2 separate regions of the Homo sapiens genome follow, and region 2 is linked to region 1. The links are chromatin loops, found by intact Hi-C in ENCODE. Cell type or tissue: gastrocnemius medialis. All regions are shown on one strand. Links, peaks and the distances in the headings refer to the core of each region. The heading gives the core; the rest is flanking DNA. Region 1 has its middle 5.9 kb from the start of TPRG1L. Region 2 overlaps LINC01134 (long intergenic non-protein coding RNA 1134).

Region 1 (5,365 bases), core at 135-5,134:
GGACCGCCCCAGTCTGTGCCAGCACCCCCAGTGTGAGATGACCACAAAATCCAGCAACACCCAGCACGTGCAGGTGATGGCCAGAGACGGGGGTGAGAGAGGGGGTGGGAGGCCGGGGGTGAGAGACGGGGTGGGAGTCTCTCCAGATAGCAAAGGATCGCACCAGAAACCCTGCACCAAATACGTAACTGAGTCTATGGCCAGCCTTTGGGTAGCCGACTCTGAATTCATTTCTAAGCCTCTGAATTTGCCCCAAAAGAGAAAGTAAAGTGAAAAGATCAATCTGTGGCATACCTAAGGTGGGCTGTGTGATGTGGCCCCAAGCGTGGCGGGGGAGAACGGGAATCCCGGAGCAGATGGCCCGGTCAGAACCCCAGTGTCCCAACTGCCGCCTGGCTGGGATGTCTTCCTTCCTGGTTCTGTGCCTGTGTCCTCCTGAATGACAATGGAGACAGCAGAGGGGCAACCTCCGGTTCCAGTTCCTGCTCAGCGTTTGAACCATGGTACCAGCAAGCACAGCTATTGTTCTGAGGACCAGACAGTGGCCAGACACACAGGCCTGGGCTGCGGCGTGCAGGCTTCCCCCTCTACACCCTGCTCCCGCCATCCCTCCCTCCAACCCTCCAACCCCGGACACACAGGCCTGGGCTGTGCCATGCAGGCCCCCACAACTGCCCGCCCTCCCACCCCCGGCTCCTGCCATCCCTCCCTCCAACCTCGGGGGCAGCATCAGGATGAAGCTAGGTCTGGAAATATGAAGGTGTTTCAGACCAGGTGCTGACACTCAGATGGAAAACTGTACCTACTCCCGCCACCATGCTAGCAGCTCAGGACACAGCCTACTGGGTTGAAGAGTGGCCTCCAAAGACGTTGGCCCACATCCTCCCCTGCCACCCGTGAATGTGACCTTATTTGAAAAAAGGGTGTCTGCCCCATGTTCTCACTTATGAGTGGGAGCTGAATGATGAGAACACATGGACACATGTGGGGAACAGCACTCGCTGGGGCCTGTGGAGGGGTGGTGGGGAGGGAGAGCATCAGGAAGAAGAGCTAATGGATGCTGGGCTGAATAACCAGGTGACGGCTGACCTGCACAGCAAACCACCACGGCACACATTTACCTGTGTCACAAACCTGCACATCCTGCACATGGACCCCTGAACTTAAAACAAAATTTGAAGAAAAAATAAATTAAACTGGGAAAGAAAAAAAGGTGTTTGCAGATATAATCAAGTAAAGGATCTCCGGATGAGAGCATCCTGGATTTTCCCGGCAGGCTGTAAATCCTCGGACAGGCGTCCTTGTAAGAGAAAGCAGAGGGAGATTTGAGACAGAGCCACAGGGAGAGCGCAGCGTGGAGACCGAGGCGATGTGTCCATGAGCCAAGGGGAACCGGGGGTTGCTGGAGCTGCCAGAAGCTGGGAGAGAGACAGGCTGGCCCGGTCCTCGGTCACTTGTTACAGCACTGCAGGAAACTCCTGAGTGAGGCACCCAAGGCCCTGTCCCTGGGGAGCCCCCGGCCCAGAGAGGAGCGGGGCCTCCACAGCGGGTGCTGCCCTGCCCTGCCCTGGGGCAGCGACACCCTGCAGGCCCCTGGCCCCAGCCACCTTAGCAGCACCTACACACAGGAATAGACAGAGGCTCCCCCATCACCCCGGCGCCATCCCCAGCAAGGCCAAGCCTGGGAGGCAGGGCGCCCTGCTGTCCAGCAGGCTTTGTGCAGTGCAGCCCTTGCATTTCTCAAGGTCAGAGCGGTGTGGGCCGCACCCTGCCTGCCACGCTGACCAGAACCAGAACCGACACACAGTCCCCAGCAACATTCTGTTTAAGACCTTCTGGCCCCCAAGTTAACCTGAAGTCTCCCAGCCTCCTCCTGGGTCCCACTCACCCAAAGGAAGCCCACCCCTCGAGACCAGGCCTTCCCACTGGATCCACGGCCGAGAGACCACCTGGGGACCCTGGGCCCCACACGGCGAGGGGCAGGTGGGAAGCAGCGCAAAACCATCCTCCTGCTGGGGTGCAGAGGTGGAGGAAATTACCATCAACGCGACTCAGCCTTTGAGAACTGCACGAGAATGACACCCCTGCTACTTCCCCGCAGCCTGCTCTTGATCCTCAAACCCATCCGAAAGGCCCCTTCCCCGCCGGCAGGGAGAGGCATTTATTTGTGGAAGTTGCTTCTGCTTCTGTCATGACTTGCCAAAGAGTAAGGGCTGTGTCTGCAAGACACCACCTGAGCGCTCACGACTGCCCCAAGCACTGCCAGCCCTCGTACACAGCCCTGGGACCCGCCAAGCCCCAGCCCTGGCTCCATGGAGAAGGGAGAGGCTGAGAAACATTCCTCAGCCCAAAGTGCATCCCCCAAAGCACAGCTGTCTCTGGAAGCCCAGGACCCTGCCTGAGGGAAGAGCCTCCAGGCTGCACACTGACCTCCAACCTGGGGGAGCTGGTGCCGGCACCTAGAGGACACAAACCCTTGGGCTGCCCTTTGGCACGTGGCCCCCTGACTCCCACATCCATCGGAGAACAAGGGCACAGGCAGGACCCACTGATTTTGTAAAATGCAAAACCATAACATGTGGAAATTAAGATAAAAACCCACACTTCCCAGCGGAGATTTCCAGTGGCAGGAAGATAAATAATGACTTCATGTAGGGCCTGAATACACACACCCAGCGTGAAGCTGCGCCCTCTAATTGGAAGACCTCGCATGGGTGATGCTGCCACCTGCTGACAGAAATGGAAATAGCTCCTTCAAAGCCCCAAGAAATACACAAACTCAGGGGCTCCCCTCCCGGGACCTCACAGCCACACCCCAATCACGAACCATCTTCCCTGCCCCACGACCAGTGTGTGTGGAGAGAGCAGCCATCCGGCTGGACGTTCCATCATGCACGTGTGACACATCATTACATGTGTCCCCCAGAAAGGCACAGTCCAGTCTTAACCCCAGTGCGTGTGATATGACTGGTATGGTTTGGCTGTATGCCCCCACCCAAATGTCATCTCCAATTGTAATCCCCCACGTGTCGAGAGAGGGGCCTGGTGGGAAGAGATTGCATCATGGGGGCAGATTTCTCCCTTGCTGTTCTCGTGATAGTCAGTTCTCAGGAGATCTGATGGTTTAAATGTGTGGCACTTCCCGCCCCCGTCACCCCTGCCGCCATGCTTCCCCTTCATCTTCCGCCATGACTGTAAGTTTCCTGAGGCCTCCCCAGCCGGGTGTAATGGTGAGTCAATTGAACCTCTTTCCTTTATAAATTACCCAGGCTCAGGTAGTTCTTTATAGGAGTGTGAACGTGGACTAATACAGAAAATTGGTAGCAGGATAGTGGGCACTGATATTAAGATACCTGAAAATGTGGAGGTGATTTTGGAACTGGGTAATGGGCAGAGGTTGGAACAGTTTGGAGGGCTCAGAAGACAGGAAGCTGTGGGAAAGTTTGGAACTTCCTAGAGACTTGTTGAATGGTTCTGACCGAAATGCTGATAGTGATACGGACAATGTCCAGGCTGATGTGGTCTCAGACGAAAATGAGGAACTTACTGGGAACTGGAGCAAAGCTATATTTTAGTAAAGAGACTAGGAGCATTTTGTCCCTGCCCTAGAGATCCGTGGAACTTTGAATTTGAGAGAGATGATTTAGGGTATCTGGCAGAAGAAATTTCTAAGCGGCAAAGCATTTGAGATGTGAGCTGGCTTTTTCTGAAAGTGTACAGTCATGTGCGTTCACAAGGAGATGATCTGAAATTGGAACTTATGTTTAAAAGCAAAGCAGGACATAAAAGTTTGGAAAATTTGCAGCCTGACTATGTGGTAGAAAACCCATTGTCTGGGGGAGAAATTCAAGCCATCAGCTGTAGAAATGTCTCCAAGACATTTCAGAGAGCTTCACGGCAGACCCTCCCATCACAGGCCCAGAGGCCTTGGGGGCAAAATCAGCTCCAGTCAGGGCCAAAAGGGGTCAAGGGACAGCCCAGGCGGAGCCCGTAGGTGTGCAGAAGACAAGAGGTGAACTTCGGGAGACTCTGCCTAGATTTCAGAGGATGTATGGAAACACCTAGAAGTCCAGGCTGAAGTCTGCTGCAGGGGCAGAGCCCTCATGGAGAACCTCTGCTAGGGCAATGCAGAGGGGAAATGTGGGGTGGGAGCCTCCACACACGGAGTCCCCACTGGGGCACTTGTAGGGACCAGCCCTACAGGGTCAGTGGGTCTTTCTCCCCATGTGCAGAGATGAGAGATCGTAGAAATAAAGACACAAGAGAAAGAGATAGAAGAAAAGACAGCTGGGCCCTGGGGGACCACTATTACCAAGGCGCGGAGACCGGTAGCAGCCCCGAATGCCTGGCTGCGCTGTTATTTATTGGGTACAAGACAAGGGGGCAGGGTAAGGAGTGTGACTCATCTCCAATGATAGGTAAGGTCACGTGGTTCACATGTCCACTGGACAGGGGGCCCTTCCCCGTTTGGCAGCTGAGGCGGAGAGAGAGAGGAGAGACAGCTTACGCCATTATTTCCGCATATCAGAGACTTCTGGTACTTCCACTAATTTTGCACCTGCTATCTAAAAGGCAGAGCCAGGTGTACAGGATGGAACATGAAAGCGGACCAGGAGCATGACCACTGAAGCACAGCATCACAGGGAGACAGGCCTCCAGATAACTGTGGGCAAGCCTGACTAATGTCAGGCCCTCCACAAGAGGTGGAGGAGTAGAGTCTTCTCTAAACTCCCCTGGGGAAAGGGAGACTCCTTTTCCTGGTCTGCTCAGTAGTGGGTGCTTTTCCCTTGGCACTGACGCTGCCACTAGACCACGGTCCGCTTGGTAACAGGCGTCTTCCCAGACGCTGGTGTTACCGCTAGACCAAGGAGCCCTCTGGTGGCCCTGTCCGGGCATAACAGAAGGCTCGCACTTGTCTTCTGGTCACTTCTCACCATGTCCCCTCAGCTCCCATCTCTGTACGGCCTGGTTTTTTCTAGGTTATGATTGTAGAGCGAGGATTATTATAATATTGGAATAAAGAGCAATTACTACAAATTAATGATTAATGATATTTACATATAATCATATCTATGATCTAGATCTAGTATAACTCTTGTTATTTTATATATCTTATTACACCGGAACAGCTCGTGCCCTCGGTCTCTTGCCTCAGCACCGGGGTGGCTTGCTGCCCACAGGCACTGACTAGTGGAGCTACGAGAAGGGGGACACTGTCCTCCAGACCCCAGAATGGTAGATCTACCAGCAGCTTGCACCCTGCACCTGGAAAAGCCGTAGGCACTCAGGGGCAGAGCTTCCCAAGGCCTTGGAAGCCCACCCCTTGCATCAGTGTGGCCCTGGATGTGAGACATGCAGTCAAAGG
Region 2 (5,365 bases), core at 151-5,150, 290 kb after region 1:
AACTCAGTTGCATGAATTTAGAGGCAAAAGGGTGGGGATAATTTTTCCCTTGGATTTGTCAGTTCCAAGATGTATAACTTTAGTATTCCAGAAAATAGATTTATACCAGATCGGGAATTTCTCTATTTCTCTCTCTCTCTCTTTGCTCTCTCTCTGTCTCTCCTCTCTCTCTCTCTTTCTCTCTGTCTCTCTGTCTCTCTCTCTCTCTCTCTCTCTCTCTCTCTCTCTCTCTCTCACACACACACACACACACACACACACACACACACACACTCAGTAAGAGTTCAGGCCAGTTACAAAGGTCAAGGACACAGTCCATGCAAGGCCTCACCCTGGTACGAATCACAAGTTCAGGTGCCCAAGGCCACCCTCAGTTTGATGATTCTAGAAGGACTCCCAGAACTCCTTGAAAGCTATTACACTCACAGTTGTGGTTTCTGTATTAGTCCATTCTTGAATTGCTGTGAAGAAATACCTGAGACTGGGTAATTTATGAAGAAAAGAGGTGTAATTGGCTCCTGGGTCCACAGGCTGTACAGGGGCATGGTGGCACCTGCTCGGCTGCTGGGGAGGCCTCAGGAAGCCTCCAGTCCTGGCAGAAGCCAGAGGGGAGCCAGCCTGTCTGGGTGGGAACAACATCTACATAAATCAGTTCCTTACCGGGAAAGGATACAGATTAAGATTGGCCAAAGGAGGGGAGGCAGGGGGCCGAGTCCAGGAAAAGTGCCCCAAGCGGAGCTCTTGCTGTCCCTTTCCTGTGGGACTGGGACTTGTGACTCTCCTGCGTCAACGTGGTAGCACGAGCGAGGGCCAGCCTCAAGCCACAGTGTCCAGGTTCTCACTGGGGCTCCATTCCATGGGCATGGCTGATTGAGTGACCACCCAAATGGTCAGTCCCCGTCCTGCGGCCGATTGCCACCGTGTGGTCCCCATCTCCCACCCTCCATGACACCGTTGGTCTTTCTGGCATGGCCAGCCCCACCCTGAGACCATCATGGTGGCTCTCCTCCACCCTAAGTCACATCACTGGACTCTCCTGTGTAACCCAAGGCCCTGGGCAAACAGTGACTCCTATCAGGCAGGACATCGTGGAGGTCACCTCCCAGTGGCTGAGGACAAAGGTCAGGCCTCTTTGGGGCAGGATTCAATTCTTACCGCAGACCTTCCTCCTCCCACACACAAGTGAGCTACGGAGAAAAGGGAATAGAATATCTCTCTGGTGGGTCTGGAATGCCCGTTTTCGGAGGCTGGTTGGAACTTTCTTATCTCCTTTTATTTCTGATTTCTGTTGAAATTCCCCGGAACTAATGCCTATTGTATGAACCTGATTACAAAGAGAGAGATTTTACAGAGCATTTTTCCTCTCAGGAAAAAGGAGGCACCCTGCTTTTTTCTCAGTGAGAGAGAAATGTTCTTTGAATAATTTTTTAATTTACTAAAAAATTTTTGATCCTACTGCTAAGGGGATGCAACCTTCCTGCAGAGAGGCGTGCAGATAAAGTTGTCTTAATATTTGCATTTCTGCAGAGCATGGGCTGCTGCAGCCCGGGGGGTGTGTACCGTGGTGATTTGTAAAGTGACTTCTACCCTGTCACAGGGGTGAGGAAAATGGGTCCCCAGGCTGTGAAGGCCTCGTCCCTCCCCACGGCCATGGGAACCGGACTGAGGTTCCTTACTTGGCTGGACACAGTTTGACCCAGACTCTTCTCCAAACCAGAGGCCAGCCTTCCCACTTAGTAAAAAATTCGTTATCCTTCCCCTAGATGTTATTAATTTCTTCCTGGGGTTTTAAAGAAGTCAGTGCATTTTATGGCCAGTGGAGTGTTGATGGTTCAGTGCACATAGCACCTGCGTCTGTGAGTGGAGTGTTGATGGTTCGGTGCACATAGCACCTGCGTCTGCGGTGATCAGCACCCTCGGGGCAGAGCGTTGCATCCAAACGGGCATTTTCGGCGTGATGTTCCCAGTGGGGCTTTTCCTAGCAATGGCTTTTTAAACTCTGCTGCGAGGACGCCCAGCATCAGCGACATCCAACTCCCTGGAACGGCAGGGCTGCCACTGAACTTGTGTGGTCCAGGCCTGGAGTGTCCAGTTCTCTCTCAAGCTGGGCACTGGGTCCCCGAGAGTCTCCCAAGGACAATGGAGAAGCAGGATGCGCGGGCTCAGAAGCAATGCGGCCCCCCAGCACTGCATGCCCAGCCACCCCAACTTCTAGGCAGCTGCAGGCTCCCACCTGCGCAGAGAATAGGCTGTTCACCTGCAACGGCGGCTGGCGCCGGGGGAGGTGGGCGTTCTGGGAGAGGAGGAGCCCCTGGCTGCATGGCTGTGCCGTGGGTGGTGCCGTGGACCTGCTGGTGGCCGAGTCCCTCTGAGGGCTGCATGTTTTGAGGGGACCCTGGCTTTGGCCTGGCATGGACCCTCTTGCGCAGATCATCTCGTGATTCTCCTGGCAACCCTGTGAGACGGACGGGTTCTTTCATTGCCCACTGTTGGCACCTGGGGAGATGGAGGAGCACAGAGGGGACACACCTTGCTCAGGATCACACAGCAAGGAGGTGCCAAGGTCGAGTTGGACCTGGACTCCCCACTTTCACGGCCATGTGGGTCTCTGCAGGGCACCCTTCCTGGAGGAGGACCGGTGCAGACCCCTGTTGAGTAGGGGACAGCCGCCTGGAGAACCACCCTTGGCCGCCTTAGGTAGGTGCCAGCGCAGGTGTCTGCAGTCCTGACGCCAGGGGGCAGGATGAGACAGGGGAACGAAGTCGGTGCGGCAGGCGTGGCGGCCTCGCCGGTCTTTTCCTGGGACGCTCTCAGGATGGCTCTCGGAGGGTGCCCGGGCGGCAGGCAGGGCTCAGAATGCGGCTCCGTTGCTCACTAACGGCCTTCAGAGTCTTCTGAGCAGTCCAGGATGGGGGCAGCAGCTGCCTCTGTAGAGAATGTGAATCTTTGGCTTCTCAGGTATCCAACACCTTGGCAAGCACCAGGGAGTGAAATCACTGAATTAAGAATGTGTTTGTGAGAAGTGGCAGCTGCTTCCCGCTGGGGCTCAGGGAGGGAGTTGCGGGCTGGGCCGGGGGCTGCTGAGCTCCGTGTCCACTGCTGTCTGGTCTGGAAACAGCGTGAATCCCGGTGACCGCCGCTCCCTCCCAGGCTGTCCCGGCAGGTTCTGAGCTGGTGAGAGGGATTTCAGGGTGGTGGGTGCTGTGCTGAGGCTTTGCTCCCCTGCTGGGTTGAGTGTCTGCAGCCGCCCCCACATCCCCCGCTTTGCTAGTCTTTTCCTTCACGCAGCCTTTGCTGCCCAGGGGGACCCACCCCAGCTGTTCTCGGGAGCCCAGCCCCTCTGCAGAGTTCTTTAGGCTGCTCCTACCCAGAGGGACCTTCCCAGCAGGTGGGCCTAGCTTCAGATCTCCAAGTCTGTGGTGGCCCCCACCCACTGAGACCCAGGAGGCCCAGCGGGACTTGGGGTTCAGGCCAAGGTTTGTCTGGCTCCCTCCTTCCTCCTTCCAGGCACGTTGTCTAGAAATCACCTCATCTCTTACAGGTCACCAGTTAATTGTGTTGGAGGAAGCTCTGGGATGTACGGGTCTGAATGGCCCACAGCAGTTCAGGCCCTGGACTGAGCCTGGAACCCGCCCCCAGGGCTGGGTCCTGGCCTCGCCCATCTGTCTCCCTTGAGGGGAGGGCTGGGTTCTTCTCTTGGCCTCAGTTCCCTCCCGTTTGCCATTCCAAATACTTTTTATTCCCTCCCCCTTCCCCCAGCATCTCCTTTCTCTTCCTTTGTCTCCAGCCTTGTCTGTCGCTTTGCTTCTGGGCCTTGGCATCTGGGCATGAACCCACCGCCTCCAGCCAGTGCGAAGAGTGGGCGCCACTGGCCGGGTTCATCTTGCTGTGGTGGCGTGTTTGGGGGACCTGGGGGGGGACTGATGGGTCCCCAGGGTTTCTGAGGATGTGGGCCTTGGAGCGCTCCCAAGAGGCCAGTCTTCGTTTAACGTGGGTGGTCCCCACAAATGCTGGGGATGGGGGGTTTCCGGCCGCCCTCTGGGCATGAACTTTGGGCCTTTATCCCAAGTCTTCGGGGCAAGGAAGGGGAGTGGGAATTAAACTGGTGCCGGCCGTTAGGTCCACCCAGCAGATCTACCCGGCAGGCACAGCACCGCGGTCCGGAGAGCGCCAGTGCCTGTCACCAGGAGCAGAGTGAACCCCTCGTGGGTGCCAGCTCCTCCTGCCCCTCCTGAGCCTGACGGGGCTACGGTTTTCAGTGGCTGCGACGCCACAGGACCTGTGAGGAGAGACTGCACCCTGAAGGTCTGGCGGCGAGCGGATCCTAAACAAAGTGAGGCCTAGGAGCGCCGTCCTGAAGGCACTGCTCTCCCCAGGGCCAGCTCCTGGCTATGGGGTCAGACAGGTCGCTGGGTCCTCACAGCCAGCGCAAACACAGATCCAGGCGTGGTCGTCCCGTGTCCAGGGAGCTGCTACCTTGTGCTGCTGGGACCTGGCATCGAGTAGGTACAGCCAAGCCCACAGGAACGGAGCCGTGGCTTCCAGGGTCGTGCAACCCTGGCCTGCCCTGGGCTGGCTGAGGGGCCCACCACCCTGGGCTGGCACTTGGGCTCCCCTCAAGCAGACTGCCTGTCTGCAGCCTCATCTCCTGAGAGCGGAGCCTCAGCCAGCCTAGGTGCAGGTCACCCTCACACGTGGCCGCACCAAGGCCACCTCACAATCACAGCCATGCCACATGCTGAGCCCCCGAGATGTGCAGGCCACATGCCAGCTGGCTGCTTCTGTTGTGTTTCTGCGGGAGCTGCATGAGGCTGAAGGAGAGACCCGGGCAGAGAGAGGCTGAGCCTCTTGCTCTTGGAGGCAGACGCGGGTTTCGGTGCTGCCCCCCTCTGACACCCTGGTCGACATTTCTGTTCCTGCCTCAGGCCTCCTCCTTGAACCTGCCTCTGACCTCACCAGGAGTGGGTTTGTCTGGCGACCAGACCCTGGTGGCCTTCTGCTGAAGCCTCTGCAATCGTTCCGCACTGGGGGCTCGGTGACCGCAGGTGGACCCTGCTCTGTGGGAAGCAGCCTGGGGGCTACGGGAGGCAGTGAGAGGGTCACCCCATCTCTCTGGAGTTTGACACAGTCTCCCATCTGGCCTCAACTGTACTGACCCCTGACCTCTGACCTTCAAGCCCCCAGGCCCAGTCGAACTGGTACCTTAAAAGGACACGGCCTGTTGGTGTCTGGGTGAGGCCACTGGGTCGATGTGGATGGAGGGTGGCTGGATGTGCTTTCTGGGGGTCCTCTGGACACAGGGGGTGCTGTAATCCCCTCCCCTTCCTGGAGACCTGGCGGACACGCCTCCTCCCAGGGACGCCCA

The links. Hi-C counts contacts between places; a loop is a spot of excess contacts. Peaks named below come from ENCODE experiments on the same cell type or tissue, not always from the same donor. Only the 100,000 strongest peaks of a DNase experiment are listed, where the experiment ranks them.
Region 2: a loop joins it to region 1, with 3 times the contacts of the local background. A loop is called at or near these places in 10 of 110 quality-filtered maps.

The regions. Positions count from the first base shown.
Region 1 is chr1:3,616,465-3,621,829 of GRCh38, forward strand. It overlaps a transcript of MEGF6 not described here. Among named protein-coding and RNA genes, the nearest start is that of TPRG1L, 5.9 kb to the right of the region's middle. RefSeq lists enhancers at 2,042-2,950, 2,887-2,936. In gastrocnemius medialis, for the core only: CTCF peaks have their summits at 2,734 (motif pointing left) and 4,921 (motif pointing left); a DNase peak (open chromatin) is centred at 2,707.
Region 2 is chr1:3,908,228-3,913,592 of GRCh38, forward strand. The region is part of intron 2 of LINC01134 (long intergenic non-protein coding RNA 1134); the gene reads left to right. Among named protein-coding and RNA genes, the nearest start is that of LINC01134, 11 kb to the left of the region's middle. RefSeq lists an enhancer at 2,996-3,881. In gastrocnemius medialis, for the core only: a CTCF peak has its summit at 2,722 (motif pointing right); a DNase peak (open chromatin) is centred at 2,714.